Linked DNA regions of Homo sapiens: region 2 is linked to region 1. The links are chromatin loops, found by intact Hi-C in ENCODE. Cell type or tissue: B cell. All regions are shown on one strand. Links, peaks and the distances in the headings refer to the core of each region. The heading gives the core; the rest is flanking DNA. Region 1 has its middle 5.2 kb from the start of CSK. Region 2 overlaps LINC02255 (long intergenic non-protein coding RNA 2255).

Region 1 (8,324 bases), core at 209-8,208:
GTCCCAGCTACTCAGGAGGCTAAGGCAGGAGAATCACTTGAACCTGGGAGATGGAGCTTGCAGGGAGCCAAGATCGCTCTACTACACTCCAGCCTGGGCGACAAAGTGAGACTCTGTCTCAAAATAAAAGAAAAAAAAGAAAAGAAGGAACTGACCCTGGCTGGAGGGAGAGGTGACTGGGACCTCCCGGGGCTACCTCAATGTCAGGAGAGCACTCCTGGAGACCCAAAGCTTCCAGTTAGGGATTCAAGAAGATAGACTGGGGCGCGGGCAATAGGGATGCAGGCAAGGAGCTTCTCCTTGGAACGGGAGCCCTGAGACCCCCGGGGGAAAATCTGGTCACTCACGTATTCATTCAGCACACATTTATGGCTACAGGCTCTGTGCCTTCCCATGGAGAGACAGAAGAAAGGGAGCCAGTCCCTGTCCTCACGGAGCTCACCTCACCCAAACACACACTCTCTAGAAGGAAATTCTGGGGGTCTTACGGGCCAAAAGGAAGGGGCATTTCCCTCCAGGTCCTCTGGAGTCCCCTGACAAAGGGCCCTCCAGGCCTCATCCCTGACTCACTGGGGCTTCCAAAGTCTCCTCCGGCTCAGGGAGTATCTATCCCTGGCCCCAGCCCCCAGCCCAGTTCCACCCCACCCCCAATCAGGCAAGGAGGTCTTTCAAAAGCTCCTCTGATCTCTGACAGGGACAATGTTGGCACACAGGTTTCTTCACAGGTGTAACACCTGGGCGGGGGCATTTGCATGGGTTTTGCAAAAGCTGGGCCTGAGGCTCACCAGTGCCCAGTTGCTCTCTCTTCCCAGCCCTCGCAGAGCAGACCTCCTGCTCCTTCTCACCTGCCCCACCTTGGGCCAGGTCTCTAACCTTTGCACTGCAGAGAACCCCAGGGCCTCTTTTCCTGCTTTCGCCCAAAGAGTTCCCAGGAGGAAAGCCAGAACAGTGCCAACTGCGGCTTCCAGTCAGCAAGGCAGAGCCTGGGGACTATTGGGTTCAGCACAAAAGTGACCCCTGACAGCATTGAGGGAGATATGTCAGCCTGCTGTGAGCCCAGGACTCCAGGTGGGAACCAGGTAGCTCTGGCTCTGCCCAATTCCAGCTGCTCCAGTGCCTGGAAGGTAGTAAACACGCCCTCAATATTTAGTGAATGGATGAATGAGGGTTTTCAATTCATCAGCCATTGCGAAACTGTAGGCCTAGGAACAGACAAAAGGCCTGGCCCTACCCTTGGAAAGCCCGACTGAACCCAGCAGGGGAGAGCCAGAACTACAAAGCCTGTTTCAGGAGTGAGAGAAAAAATATTCATCTAACTGCCGTGGTGTGAAAGTCTGCCTTGTGTCAAAGAACCCTGCTAAGCAAGCAACTTTACATCATCTCGGTTTAGCATAAGTCCCCTGTGACATGGGTCCTCTCAGTCCCACTTTAGAGATGAGGAAACTGAGGCTCAGAAAGGTTCAGTGACTTTTGCTTAAGGTCACAAGGCTGGGATGGGGTGCAGCCAGGACTCCAACCTGGAAGACTTTGTAATAAATTGAGCAAGAATGATGTGGTGGCATCCCGGGTCCCTTTTCCCCCAGCTGGGATCTGGTGACTGTGTCCTCCTTAAATCCCTCTTTAGTTTTCTTATCTGCAAATAGAAGTAATAATAATATCTACATTGTAAAGAGATTGGGAGGATCAAATGAAACTTAAGACATGTAGAATAGCCAGGCAGGCCCCTGTAGTCCCAGCTACTCTGAGAGGCTGAGGCAGAAGGATTGCTTGAGCCTAGAAGCTCCAAAACCATCCTAGGCACATAGGGAGACCCTTTCTCAAAAAAAAAGTAAACAGCAGGGTGCGGTGGCTCACACCTGTAATCCCAGCACTTTGGGAGGCCAAGGCAGGTGGATCACTTGAGCTCAGGAGCTCCAGACCAGCCTGGCCAAGATGGCGAAACCCTGTCTCTACTAAAAATACAAAAATTAGCTGGGTGTGATGGCACGCATGTGCCTGTGGTCCCAGCTACTTGCTGGGAGGCTGAGGTGGGAGAATCACTTGAACCCAGGGTGGGGGGAGGGGGGTGGCAGTGGAGGTTGCAGGAGATGAGATCGCACCACTGCACTACAGCCTGGGCAACAGAGCAAGACTCTGTCTCAAAAACAAACAAACAAAAAGACACGTAAAATGCTTAGAATGATGCTAGCACATGCAACACCTACATTAGCATTGCCTATTATTATTATTATTAATTGAAATTCATATCACTTATTCATTCAACAAACGTTTGAGTACCAGGATTCAGCCTCCAGCAGCCGATCAGGACACAAATACGAAGTGGGTAGTCAGTGCTATAATACTAAGAAGTGGGCCAGTGAGGGACAATAGCAGAGGGGAGGCTTCCAGCCTTGGGATGTGGGAAGAGGTCATCAAAGCTTCCCGAGGACAGCCAGTCAATTCTCCAACCAGAAGCAGAAGTAATATTTTTAACATGCAAATCTGATCAGCTGAGGCTGTGGTGAACCCTCAAATAGCATGGGGGCGGGGCCCCGATGCCCTAAGGATGAAGTCCAAAGACTCCCCTATTCCACAGGGGATCCTACAGGCTCTGGCCATTTGCGCCTCTGCTTCCAAGGCTCTGACCCCATCCCATCCTGGCCTGTTTTCCTTTTGCCCAAAGCTCAATCCCTTCCAGTTCCAGGGCCTCTGCTCCTGTTGCCCCCTCTGCCAGGCCCCCAGGCACCACCTCTCCTCCTGCAGGGTCTGAGTGCTCAGGTGAGGAGAGGTCTCTGCTCCGCACTCACACTGCACTTGCACAATCCTCTGGGAACTTGCCTCGCCTTGTTGAACACCTCTGCCCCCACAAGACAGAACATTCCAAGAAGATAGGGACCCAGGAGGAGGGAATCGTGTGCGTGGGGGAGGCGCTGGGACAGCCTGCAGGGATCCCAGGCACCTTGGCGAACTCTTGTCATAGACTTGGCTCTGGATCTGCCCTCTCTAGGGAGATATCAAACCAGGAAGCCCAGGACCCAAAACCTTTGCGATCAGGGGTCTGCCAGTTAACCCCTGAGTGCTGGCTGCCTCAGGCCCCGAGGGTGGGGTCCTCCAGTTCCCAGTGGCCTCTCAGTTGGGTCACCACCACACCACTCAAGCCACCAAGCCAACAAATCAAGACTTCTACCATCATCGCGACGGGAAACAAAAACTAACTTCTCAGGAAATCCTCTTGGAGCAAACTGGTGCAGTGGAGAGAGCTGACCTTGGTCTGACATGAAAAGCGGTTGTGCATAGTAAGTGCTCAATAAATATTAGCTGCTATTATCAATGATAATAATAAAGTACCTGGCACATAGTAGGTGTTCAGTAAATGATAGTTCTCTGGTCCCAGGGGGACAGAAATTAGAGGCAGTCAGCAGCCCCTCCCCACCTTACTCCCAAGGTCCTCCACTTGTACACAGGGATTCAGACCTATGGATCACCAAATCCAAACCCTTCAGTTGCTAGGTAGGGAAACAGGCCTAGAGGAGAAGGACTGGCCCAAAGTAAGAAGCAGTGTCGGCCGGACGCGGTGGCTCACACCTGTAATCCCAATACTTTGGGAGGCCAAGGCGGGCGGATCACAAGTTCAGGAGTTCAAGACCAGCCTGGCCAATATGGTAAAACCCCATCTCTACTAAAAATACAAAAATTAGCCGGGTGTGGTGGTGGCGCCTGTAATCCCAGCTACTCGGGAGGCTGAGGCAGGAGAATTGCTTGGACCTGGGAGGCAGAGGTTGCAGTGAGCCGAGATCACACCATGCACTCCAGACTGGGCGACAAAGCGAGACTCCATCTCAAAAAAAAAAAAAAAAGAAGCAGTGTCTGTCCCTAGAACCTGGGTCTCCTGGGCCAATGCCTCATCCTCATAATAAACTTTCCAGCCTTAGGAGGGAGGTTTTCAGTGCCTAGATTCAGGCAGACATGTTTCCTCCAAAGGACAGCTTTGGAAGGATGGGAGCTCAGGCCTTCTCAGGAGGGCGAGAGGGGTTATTGGGAAGGCCAAGGTTTATCTCTGCAGGAGGAAGTCTCAGCTGCTTGACTTGATGGAATCCCCAAGAGCCTGCTCTCCCGCAGGTCAGGCAGGAAGGGGCAGAGGTCACAGGGGAGGCCTGTCCTGGCCCCTGGTTCCCTGAGTCTTTGCTATCTGTGGGCCTCAGCTGGCACTCAGCCAACAGGCCCCTGGCATTAAGATGACAAGGGCTACTGTGGCCTCTTGGCTTCTCCCTGTTTCTCCCTAGAGACACTCAGCCCCAGCACTGGCCGGATCTCCCTGGCCACCTTCCCTGAAGGCCCCTTTCCCCCTACTTTCATGTCTCAACCCATCCCCACAGCTCAGTGAGACCCTGCACCCTGCACCCTGCACCTTGGATTCATGCCAGGCCTGAGTGACCCACGGCCCATGCCTTTTCTGCTTGGTCCCATTGCCTCACGGGTGCCCCCAAGTTCTGCTTCCTGTCTGTGCCACCGTTAAGCCTCTTTCCTAGTGATGACTCCCGCGACAGCCTCTTTCCGGAGGAGGCGCATTCCTTAAGGGCCTGGTGGGGATGGTGATGACAGGGCCAAAGGACAGCTCCCAAAGCTGGAAAGCCAGCCACTGCGGGGGGCCTGGAGGTGCTGTCAGCAAGGGAAGCTGCCCGGCCCCTCTTGCTAGCAGCCAACTCAGCCTGAGCACCTGCTCTGCAGGAAATAGAAGGGGACTTTGCTGGAAATCTGCCTTTAATCTTGGCTTCCTGTTTTCTGCCCTGGGGGACTGCCCAGACGGTCTGAGTTTCAAGCTATTTCACACCAGCTTCTCTAAACTGTCATCTCTGTGCAAAGAGGCTGGGGGAGGGGAGGAGGCTGGGTGGAGAGAGGAGCGGCCCTTCCCTTCCCAGGGGACCCCATAAGGGTATAAATGCACATACATGTGCATAAGCTCTGGACTGCTGGAGGCCAACCCAACTTTGCATGGAGCTATCCCATTTGGCACTTGTATCATCAAAATGCAGCCAGAAGCTTCTCTCTGGTTCCCCACATCCAGGGGTGGGTCTCCAACCTCTCCTCTCTTCTCCATTCCCCTGGGGCAGGCCCAACAGCCAGGCAAGAGTGGCCCAGCCTCAGAGAGCTAGTGTTCAGTTCCCAACACTGCCTTGACTCCACATTTCACAGGCATCCCAAGCTCATTTTGTCCAAAACCAAACTCCTGAGTGTTCCCCCAGCCTGGCACTCTCCCCAGGTTCTCCCATCTCGCACCATCTCCCCAGGTGCTCCAGCCACACCTGAGGACTGAGGAGTCATGCCTGATTTCTCCTGTGGCCTCACTCCCCACAAACAACCCCTCACGGAGAGCTGCCCTGGGACTTGCCTTTGTCCATTCACTTCCCTATCCCGCTGCTTCCACCAGGGCTAGACCCGTCAGCCCTGGTCCAGGCCATGCAACAGCCTCCTCACTAGGGCTTTGACCTTTGACCTTAACTTTTTTTTTTTTTTTTTCTGGAGTCAGGGTCTCACTCTGTTGCACAGGCTGAAGTTCAGTGGCTCACTGCAGCCTCCATCTTCCCACCCTAAGTGATCCTCCCACCTCAGCCTGGCTGAGATGGGAAGATTGCTAGCTACCAGCACACACCACCATGCCTAGCTAATTAGAAATTTTTTTTTTGTAGAGACAGGGTCTTGCTCTGTTGCCCAGGCTGGTCTCAAACTCCTGGCCTCAAGTGATCCTCTTGCCTCAGCTTCCCAAAGTGCTGGGATCACAGGCGAGAGCCACAGGGCCCAGCCGACCTTCACTCTTTATCATATCACTACCCTGCTTATAAACATCTTTCAATGGCTCCCCATTGCTCATATGATAAAACCTAAACTCCTGTAATAAAAATCTCTGGCCCACAACACCCTATAGAATCTGTCCCTTCCTCAAACACCACTCTCCCCTGCTTGCCGGTCTCATCACCTTGGCCTTCTGGCTGTCCCTTGAGCCACTGAGGCTTTCTGTGCCTCAGGGTCTTTCACTATCTTCCTCCCCACCTGCAATACCCTCCCCCACTCCTCCAACACTGGCCTGGGGCGTGGTGGCTATCGCCCGTAATCCCAGCACTTTGGGAGGCCAAGGTGGGTGGATTATTTGAGGTCAGGAGTTTGAGCCCAGCCTGGCCAACATGGTGAAAACCATCGCTACTAAAAACACAAAAATTAGCTGAACATGGTGGCACACACCTATAGTACCAGCTACGTGGGAGGCTGAGACAGAAGAATGGTTGAATGCCAGAGCGGGAGGTTGTGGTGAGCCGAGATCATGCCACTGCACTCCAGCCTGGGCAACAGAACAAGACTCCGTCTCAAAACAAACAAACAAAAAACAAAACAAAACAAAACAAAAACTTACTAAGACAGTTGTAGATAAAGGCAGATTTATTAGAAAAAGTAGGAAAATACATTGCAAGAAGGCAGAAGAGAAGCTGACTGCCAGGAAACAAAAGGTTGTTGGAGATTTTATAGAATTAGTGTTATGCTATCTGTTGAGGAGGTTTTTGTGCAGTATCAAACGCCAAGGGTACAGTGAGCTAACTTGCCAAGGGTACAGTGAGCTAACTTGCAGGAGTCTGGTGATAGTCGGGCACAGGAAGATTGTGAATTATTTGCACAGGAGAGCTATATGTCCTAGACATGAAGAAAGGCAGACTCACAGCTTATCTAATTTCTCTTTTTGCTTTCCCTTGCTCCCACCGACCAGATTCCCTTTCCCTAATTAGCACTTCCCACCTAGCACTTAGTAGGTGCTCAATAAGCATTTGTTTTTTTGTTTTGTTTTGTTTTGTTTTGTTTTTTTGAGACAGAGTCTCGCTCTATTGCCCAAGCTGGAGTGCCGTGGCGTGATCTCGGCTCACTGCAAGCTCCGCCTCCTGGGTTCACACCATTCTTCTGCTTCAGCCTCCCCAGTAGCTGGGACTACAGGCACCCGCCACCACGCCCAGCTAATTTTTTGTATTTTTAGTAGAGACAGGGTTTCACCATGTTAGCCAGGATGGTCTCGATCTCCTGACCTTGTGATCTGCCTGCTTCGGCCTCCCAAAGTGCTGGGATTATAGGTGTGAGCCACGGCGCCCAGCCCAATAATTCCACCAGAGGACAGGTCTGTGGGAGTGGGGCCCTTTATCGATTTGTTTATGGTTTTATCCCCAGTGCCTGGAGTACAGGAAGATTAAAAAATTTATTTCACTTTGCTGAGAAGAGGTGGAGCCAGGATTCAAATGCTGGTCTATTTGACTCCAAAGTTCACAGCTGGGCCACAGCACACCCAGGGGAAAAAGTCAAGTGCATTTGGGGATAAAGAAAGGTTGGTGACAAAACTGGAACAGGGATTAGAGTATTTTCCCCAAATCCCCAGTCTTTTCTTTCCCATTCTGCTAGCTGATTCAGCCAGGGGAGGGGAGATGTCAATTTCTCCCTCCCAGAAGGCTTTGCAGAGCTGCTGAAGTGCTTTCTTGTAGGCTGAGAGGCGGCCCCCCATCCGGCCCCATATTATCATTCCATCTTGACCTCAGAGGAAAGAAAGGGAAACCAGCTCTGCTGAGCACCCTTTCCACTCCCTCACCCCCAGGCCGTTATCTTGCTGAATCTGCACTATCTATCATGAGAGAAGTATATTTTGAGCCTGATCTTACAAAAGAGGAAACAGCTCAGAGACCTTAGGTAACTAGCCCTAAGTCACACAGCTAGTAAGTGGACGGGTTGAAATTTAACTTGGAGACTTGAACCCCAAATTCATCTTTTTTCTGTTACACCACACCTATCTCTGAAACTTACTGGCTGTCTCCTCAAAGGACATCCCTCTCCAAAGGGCTGGCTCCAGCTGGGAAACCGGCCTAAGGGTGCCCTGGGTCAGAGGGCCGACCTGTGGTTTTGGGGGCAACTCCTCCTGGCATCCGAGGCTCTTTAAAACAATCTGCAGCCACACTGTCTCCCAGCTCCGTCTCCCACAGGGCTGTTTGCCCTCTTCTCGCTCCCTCGGGCCTCTTCATGCTTATTTTGTGTTCCAAGACTTTGTCAGCATGCCCCACTTCCTCCCCCCCAACCCCAAGAGTGCCTCTTCCCTCTGTCCACCCAAGCCTGACCCTTGCTTCAGGGTCTAGTCCCTAGAAAGTCCCCCACCTTTACCTCCTCCCTACGCTGGAGTCTCTGGTCTCGCCCTCATCACTGTATCCCCATTCTGTTCCCCGGTCTCACCCTCATCACTGCATCCCCATTCTGTTCCCCCGCCACCCTGCACTCTCCCACCCCTGTCATGCCTGAGCACGCTGTCCTCTCCTGTGGCTCAGAGCAGG
Region 2 (8,324 bases), core at 68-8,067, 380 kb before region 1:
CCTCGAACGCGCCAGACACGCCCCAGCCCCGGGCCTTTGCCCTGGCTGTTCCCTCTGCCTGGAGTGCCCTTCCCCAAACACCTGCACAGCTCGCCCCTCACCTTCTTTCAGTCTTTGTTCAAATGTCACCTTCTTGATGACGCTTTCCCTGACCACCTCACTTAAAACTTCAGATGTCTCCTGGACACGGGCTGCCAATCCCCCTTACCTTTACTTTAGCTTTCCACGGTTCTAACAGATTACCTAATTACATATTTCTTATGTCTATTACTATTGTCTGTTTCCATCAGCTAGAAGGAAAGCCCCTTGAGGGCAGGGGCATTTGTTGGTTTTGGTGACTGATGTAAGCCCAGCTCCCAGGACAGTACCTGGCACCCAGTAGGCACTCTATACTTTTGCTGCATGAATGAGTGAATGGATTAGGGGCCCCACTCACCACCAGGTCTCGTTCCCACATCCTTCAGAGCTTTTCAATCTACACTTGAATCCCCAACCCAAACTCGCTGCCTTCCCCAGGCCCTCACTGTTTCTCGTCTGGGTCCCCAACTCATAACAGCCCCTGACTGTCCCCGGTCTCCAGCAATCCCCTTCCAATCCAACACCGCTGTGAAAGGCAGGATAGCAAGGTGATTCTGGCGTGGGCTCAGGGTCCTTTCTCTGGCTCTGCTGTTTACCAGCAGTGTGACTTTGGACTGGTTCCTTAACCTTCCTGTGCTCCAGTTCCACATGTTGTGATAATAGCACTTCTCTCATAGGGGTTACAGTGCTGAGAGGTTTAAATGAGATGCTGCATGCAAAGCACATTATAAATGTGGATTATTGCTTTACACTTGCCAGATCTTGGTACCAGACAAAGGAGATCCGAATCTGCTGAAAACTGTCCCTTGGCTCCTGGTAGTTTTCAGTTTCTTCTCTGCACCCAGGGGCCCTCCCAAGCTGGTCTCCTTCTCACTTGCCTGGTCTGTCCCTTCTTGCTCCCGGTCCCACCAAACTCCCCAGGGCCTCCTGAGCCCGTCATGCTGCCTCCTGCCCTGGCCTGGGCATTGGGTGTTTTCTCTACTCTTCACTGACTTTTACTTGCTTTCTTACTTAACAGAAATCCCAGAGCTTTTTTGCACTTTCATACACAGAAAACTTTCAGATTTTTTTTTCGAGACAGGGTCTCGCTTTGTTGCCCAGGCTGGAGTGCAGTGGTGTGATCTCAGCTCACTGCAACCTCCGCCTCCCAGGTTCAAGCAATTCTCGTGCCTCAGCCTCCCGAGTACCTGGTGCACACCACCACGCCTGGATAATTTTTGTATTTTTAGTAGAGACAGGGTTTTGCCATGTTGGCCAGGCTGGTCTTCAACTCCTGACCTCAAGTAATCTGCCCACCTCAGCCTCCCAAAGCGCTGGGATTACAGGCGTGAGCCACCGCACCCAGTCTCACATTCTTTTTAGAGCTGTCTTGAATTCCATCATGGGGACATACCATTGGGATATATCAGTCCCAAGCTGATGGCTATTAATGTTTTTGATCTTCTGCCATCACAAGTATGCAGCTTGGTGTGTGTGCATCTGTCATATTCGTTCGGGTGTCTCTGTAAGACAGACTCCTGGAAGTGGGATTACTGGGTCAAAGGTAGCTAGTAAAGCACGACGGGCCTTGCCAGCCCAGTGTGCTCCCCACCAGACCCAGGATCTAGCCCCAAGTCTGAGTGATGCAGAATTCACGCCCTCACCTCTGTGCCATCCTGCCTCCTTCAGCAGTAGGGCTGGAGCGCATGGTGAGGGGCCAGTTCTACTTTCTGCCTCAGTCAGGATCGGTCCACTTGAGCGTGATATGTGGGGGCCGAGCCGGGAGGCGTTGGAGCTAGCCGAGGAGATGAGGCCAGCCCCCAAACACTTCCAGAACACTCTGAGCCTTCATGAAGGCTGCAGGAGGGAGCATGGCCTCTTGCCCACATTCTCCCCACCTGGGATCTTCTCTCTGGCGGCTGCCTCTGCCTCCCCATCAGCGCCAGAGCAGGACTGGCAGTGGCACCCCAGGCACCAGTGAGCAGGCTACAGGGTCCGTCCCCACCTAGGGCTGCATGGTCAGACCCCTTGAAGAGGGAATGGCAGAACCTCAAGACCTTGGGTGGAGGGCAGCCCAGGAGAGCCAGCCCCAGGCCATGCCATGGCTCCGTGGCTCATGTGGGCAGCCCCCCACTGGCCCTCACAGAGGCAGAGCTGAGTCAGCAGCCAGGGTCGGGGTGCCTCTGAGGCCCAGGCCTACTTCACTGGGAGGTGTCCCTGCACAGAAGTGAGAGGGCTCAGGAGGGGCCTGGCTCTCTGCCTCTGCTGCTTCAGGAAAAGTCCTGCTCCTTGGCTGAGCCCTCAGGGTCCTTCTCCAGCCCCCTGCCCACCGCCTGCCCTCCGGTCTCCTACACCCCCTCACACTCCAGTCAGTCATGTGGAAATGCTTGCAGTTCTCCACATGGGTTATTCCACTGCCTGCCTCCACGCCTCTGACCACGCAGCTCCTTCTTTTCCAGCTAACTCCCACTTGTCCGCAAAGACAATTCAAGAGTCCCTTGGAGCAGCCTGTTCGCACCTATGCACTCACACAGCACCTTGTTTGTTTAGACCCGCCCAGTGCCTCACAGCAACCCCATCTGGGTTCACTGTCAGAGCTCTGAGCCCACGGGGCTACTCGTCCCAAAGGCATACAGCATGTCCCAACATCTGACTTCGAAGCTGGGACAGGCCTGGCTCCGGGAGGGACAGAGGCTTCTACCTGGGGTAGCTGAGCTGTCCAAAGAAGTTTCAGCCATGTCGAGCCCCTGGCGTTGCCGAAATCCCCCACCCCACGGTGCCACAGCACCAGGGCAGCCCCTAGGAAAAGCCAGCCCCTCAGAGGCCCTGTGCTAAAGACCAGAAATTGCCCCTGGGTCTCCGCAGGAGTTCTGCAATGGGGAAGTGAGCCCTCCTGAGGCCTGGCTGGCAGGAGGCTCTTCAAGGCCAGCATCATGTGGACTTCCCCCAACCACTCGCGTTTCTGCACAGCAGCCACGGAGACCTGGGGGCTGCTGAAAAACGAGATCAGAAGGCAACGTCAGCCTGAGTGGGCTGAAACCTGAGATGAGGAAATGAGAAGACGTCAGGGGGCTGGAGGACATGGGTTTGAGGACAGCCAGCACCCAGCACTGCAGCTGAGGCCTCCTGAGGGAGCCAGAGGGAAAGCAAGTCCCCTCCCTGCGGCCTGAGTCTCTGCCAGTGCCCAGCACTCCCAAAGGATCCACCCCAACCTGAGAGACCCCAAAGACATTGGAGCAGCCCCAGACACCTCCTCCCAGGGCCACAAAGGCCCCTGACAAGCCCACAGCAGTCCAAGGCCTCCAACTGGAGTCATCTTTGGTAAATCTGGGGCCCATCAGCACCCACTGCCCTTCCTGGTGCCCTAAGCATGCTGGCAGGGGGACTGGAAACTGCATCCCAGTTTGCAGTGGGTGTATGTCTCATACACCCACAATACCTGATGTGGGCGTGACTCACCTTGGGGACCTGTGAGTCAATAAGGGTGTATGAGTAAGGGGCAGAGCATTTCAACTTAGTCCCATAGCACATGAGCTCACTAAGCAAACATTACCTATGTCTAGATTTGGGGCCAGTCACTACCCACTGGAGGCTGTGGGCTCCAAGGTATGGCAGCAGGGGAGGCCAGCCAGGCTCTGCCCAGCTTGCCCCTCCTTGTGAGGACGGACCCAGCCAGGCCTCCCGCATCCGCCCTTAGACTGGGGGACCCTGGGTGGGGGTAGAAAGGGGGACTGAAAGTGGTGTCTGGAGTTAAGCCCATCTCCTCATCCCCCACCATGGGGATCAAGATGGGGGCTAAGAGTCACCCCACCACCACCCCAACCCACTCTGAACGCAAAACAGAAGGGGACAAGCAAAACAGAACTGAAACTGGGCAAAGGAGAAACAGGTCTGGGCCCGCCCCAGGGACCTCTGTATCTCACCCCTTACCCATACACATCCTGACCAGGGCCTCTCCCCCAGCCTGGGAAAACCTTTCAAGCTTGGCCCTCTCTCACCTGGGCTCTCTCAGCCTCCTGCCCTCCCCCATCTTCCCTGCTCCCAGCCTCATGCTGCCCCAGGCCTCACCCCATCAGAGCTAAAAGGACCCCAGGCTGGGCATCTGTAGATCAGGGATCTGGTCTCCCTCTGCCACTACCTTTTGGGATGACCTTTGGGAAGTCATTCCCTTCTCTGAGCCACAGTTTCCTCATCTGGCCTGGGCTGTGGGCATAGAATCTGCAGGTGAGGGCTCTAATGGGTGAGTTTCAGGCCAGGCTGAGACTTTTCACATTATAACACTGAGGCACCCAGCACCTTGACTACCACTCATCCTGGGGACTTGGGAAGGGACAGAGGCTGGGATTGGACAGTAACAGCCAAGACCTTCCCAGGGCACAAACGCTGCCTCCCTGAAGCCTGCCCTGACTGTCCATGCAGGTCACTCCCATCACTTCACCTCCTCCTTCCCTCCACTCAGCACCAGCCACCACTGGGTCACATCTATGTCCCTTTGGCTCTGCAAGAGCAGCCTGGACCCCTGCATCCCCTACCCCAGCACAGGCCTGACACCAAGCAGGGGCTCAACAAAATATGTGTTGAAGGCCAGGCACAGTGACTCATGTCTGAAATCTCAGCACTTTGGGAGGCCAAGGCCAACAGATCTCTTGAGTTCAGGAGTTCGAGACCAGCCTCGGTAATGTGGTGAAACCTCATCTCCACAAAAGATACACAAAATTATCTGGGTGTGGTGGCATGCACCTGCAGTCCCAGCTGCGCGGGAGGCTGATGTGGGAGGATTGCTTGAGACCAGGAGACGGAGATTGCAGTGAGCCAAAATTGCACCACTGTATTCCAGCCTGGGTGACAGAGCAAGACCCTGTCTCAATGTCTCTCTCTCTCTCTCTCTCTGTGTGTGTGTGTGTGTGTGTGTGTGTGTGTGTTGAAAGAATAAAGGCAGAGAAAATAACAAGTGTTGGTGAGACTGTGGCAAGATTAGAGCCCTCACACTCTGATGGCGGGGATGTAAAATGGTATCACCTCTGTGGAAAGCAGTTTGTCAGTTGCCCAAAACGTTGAACACAGAGTTACCATGGGATTCTGCAGTCCCACTCCCAGGTAAATAGATGTTCCAAAGAGTTGAAAACATCTGATCACACAAAAACTTGTACACAAATATTCATACAGCGTTATTCTGGATATTATTATAACAGCCGAAAAGTGGGAACAATGTCCATGTCCATCAACTGAGGCACAGATAAGCAACATGGCCTAGCCACACAATGAGCTCTCATTCAGCAGTGAGAAGATGGGGCGTCCTGGTTCAGGCTACCACATGATAACCCCTGAAAACAGTATGCTAAGTGAAAGAAGTCAGACACAAAAGGTGACATGTACAATTCCATTTATATGAAATGCCTAGAAGCTGGATGCAGTGGCTCACGCCTGTAGTCCCAACTATTTGGGAGGCCCAGGCAGGAGGATTACTTGAGCCCAGGAGTTTGAATCCAGCCTGGAAAACATAGCGCGACCTCATCTCTGAATAAATTATTTAATTTAATTTTTTAAAAAATGTCCAGAAGAGACAAATGCATAGAGACAGAAAGTACATTAGTTGGGGGACAAGGAAAGGGGAAGTAACTGCTAACAGGCACGAGGTTTCTTGGGGGTGATGGAATGTTCCAGAGTTAGCTAGAGGTAGGTGTCATAGAGCATTATGAATATACTCAAAACCACTGCAATGTGCATTTTGAAATGGCAAAATTTGTGTTATATGAACCTTTACTCAATAAATACATAAATAAATAAATAATAAATAAATAAATAAATAAATAAATAAATAAAAAGGCAACAACAGCCACCCCAGGGACAGGTTTGGAAAGCCAAACTTGTCTGACTGGCTGGGTGGCTTGTCTATTTGTGTGTTTCTTAAAACAGCATCCTACAGGAGAACTATTCTTTGCTCAGGGAAACCCCCACCCCCTCACTCCACTCCTACCTCGAGACAAGGCCTCTGAGGAGCAGATGGGAGGAGAGGGGCTCTGGGGAAACATAGGGGGCATTGCAGTGGGGTGCTGCCCTCTCCTTGGGCAGGTGCCCCCATGATGAGCAGACTCAAGGTCCAGCTACAGTCCCAGCTCTGGTACAGGTCCTGTCCCTTTCCTCAGTTTCCCCATCTGCAGTCTGCCTCCCGGGGTCTTTCTGAGGTCAGTATGTAGCATGACAGAGCCTGAGAACTGCCAAACTGCCATGTTCTCTCAGAGACCCCTTTTTGGCATGCATTCCAGATGTGGGACCAGAGGTTGGGAAGTTCTTCCTTTGGTCTGACCACAGTATTCCACTTGGAGACAGCAGTGGGAAGAGGCCTTCCACTGAGTCACCCTGACTCAACTTTCATCAGCTTCAGGCCCCCCGTGGGGGTCCTTCCCCCACCGGATGCTCACTTTGCTGTAATGGGGCAGGATGTGGGTTCCCTGCTGTGGGAGAGCAGCCCCCACAGCAGCTGCTCCCTAAGATGGTTCTGGCAGGAACCAATGAGAGGAGAAAGCTGATCCTCAACCCCTGCAGGGGCCCTGCAGCCCAAGCAGAGGGCCTCTCAGCCCACCTCGGTCCCAAGTAGGACAGATTGACAGGTGACCTCCCTGTCTCAGAGCCTCAGGGTGTCTTGGAACAAGTGATCCCATCATCTTCCTCTGAGGTCCAAGACTCGGGTGCTAATGGACTCTGTGTAGGGAACCCTGGTCACTGGGGCAGACTCTGTCCCAGACCTGATCTTTGCCATTTTGCCAGAGTGGCCCACCTGACTGCTTCTCTCTGCTGTGTGTATCACTTGTATTAACCGCGAACCCAGCAAAGAGAGCAGGAGCTTGGGCCGGGCACAGTGGCTCACACATGTAATCCCAGCATTCTGGGAGGCTGAAGCAGGTGGATGACTTGAGGTCAGGAGTTTGAGACAAGCCTGGTCAACATGGTGAAACCCCGTATCTACTAAAAATTAAAAAAAAAAAAAAATTAACCAGGCGTGGTGTAATCCCAGCTACTCAAGAGGCTGAGGCAAGAGAATCACTCGAACTCGGGAGGCAGAGGTTGCAGTGAGTCAAGATCGTGCCACCGCACTCCAGCCTAGGCAACAGAACAAGATCCTATCTCAAAAAAAAAAAAAAAAAGTAAAAGTAGAACCCCTGTTTCTTGAGGACAAAGATTAGATGCATCTTTTTGTTGTGAAATTTTGGTAAACTACTTACTCTTTCTCAGCCTCAGTTCTTTGAACTATGAAATGGAGACAATAGTAATAGTATCAACCTCAAAGGGCTGGTGAGAAAACTAACCAAGACAATTCACACAAAGTTTCAGAACAGTCCCGGGCAGGTGCGTGACTTACGCATTTGGCTTTTGTTCACCACTATTACTACTTGCTTATTGAAGCTGAGCCAGGTGGCTGAGCAATGTCCCTTTCTGGCAAGGAGGGTGGAGGCAAGTGTCACATTTCAGAAAGATCCCTGGGCTCCTGTTGAATCTGTCCCCACACCAAAACATGCCCGTGGGGGCTCTAGCTCCTGCCCCAGCAGCGAAAGGGGCTCCTCCTTCTCTGGTGCCCAGTCCTAGCTCACCTGCTCTTCACAAGCCTCCTCCCAGCACAGCCTGCACCACACAGGTGCTCAGTAAGGGGGTTGCTCTGAACAGGGAGCAGGCCCACATGCTGAGAGTGGTGGAGGCGTGCAGGCTCTGATGACCACCTGAACCCAGACTCCAGGGCAGGACAGGTCCTTACAGACCGTAAGGGCTTCCTGCCTACCCTCTTCCCATGCAGTTACCTCAACCCTGGGACACCAGGAAGGTTGAGCATTCCAGGAAAGCCCCGACCCACCCAGGAAACCCAAGTACCTGGTGGGGCCTCATCTGGCCCATTGTCCTGAAAGGACAGGAATAAAGGCTCTCTCCTCATGGCCACACACCCTAGGGACGTCCAGCCTCCAGCTTTCTGTGGGTGGGGCAAATGACTGAGGAGGCTTCCCTCCCTGCAGGCGCCTCCCTCTGGGGCCTCCTGTGGTCCAGTCGTCCCTGGTCCCCAGCTCTCAGGTGGGTCATAGGGCATCTCAGCAGGACCACCAGGAAGAGCATCAGGAGGGGAAGGAGCCAGAGAGCCCTCCAGGCCAGTGCACTGCTAACTCAACATCTCATCTTCCTATCTCGTCCCTTCTGCTCACCTCCGGAGACTCCCCCTCCCCTCTCATGCTCTTCACTGGCAGGTTATGATGGCCCAGAGATCCCCACCAGAGTCCCAGATA

Evidence for each region. A loop is a pair of places that touch in the nucleus more often than their neighbours do. Peaks named below come from ENCODE experiments on the same cell type or tissue, not always from the same donor. Only the 100,000 strongest peaks of a DNase experiment are listed, where the experiment ranks them.
Region 2: it touches region 1 in a loop (6-fold over the local background); 10 of 110 quality-filtered maps call a loop at or near these places.

Annotation. Positions count from the first base shown.
Region 1 is chr15:74,772,760-74,781,083 of GRCh38, forward strand. No RefSeq gene overlaps it. Among named protein-coding and RNA genes, the nearest start is that of CSK, 5.2 kb to the right of the region's middle. RefSeq lists enhancers at 903-1,480, 2,580-2,689, 2,710-2,779, 4,996-5,526 and a silencer at 5,869-6,163. In B cell, for the core only: no CTCF peak of the experiment used is centred there; DNase peaks (open chromatin) are centred at 2,482, 4,782, 6,712 and 7,732; H3K4me3 peaks cover 4,020 bases; H3K27ac peaks cover 7,418 bases.
Region 2 is chr15:74,393,606-74,401,929 of GRCh38, forward strand. It overlaps LINC02255 (long intergenic non-protein coding RNA 2255), which reads left to right. Exons shown (of 4, transcript NR_146881.1): 4 at 1-1,151. Among named protein-coding and RNA genes, the nearest start is that of MIR6881, 14 kb to the right of the region's middle. RefSeq lists enhancers at 2,656-2,725, 2,746-2,815, 2,866-3,215, 2,897-4,096, 3,266-3,465 and 6 more. In B cell, for the core only: a CTCF peak has its summit at 3,105; DNase peaks (open chromatin) are centred at 3,036, 3,946, 5,696, 7,446 and 4 weaker places; H3K4me3 peaks cover 1,046 bases; H3K27ac peaks cover 7,204 bases.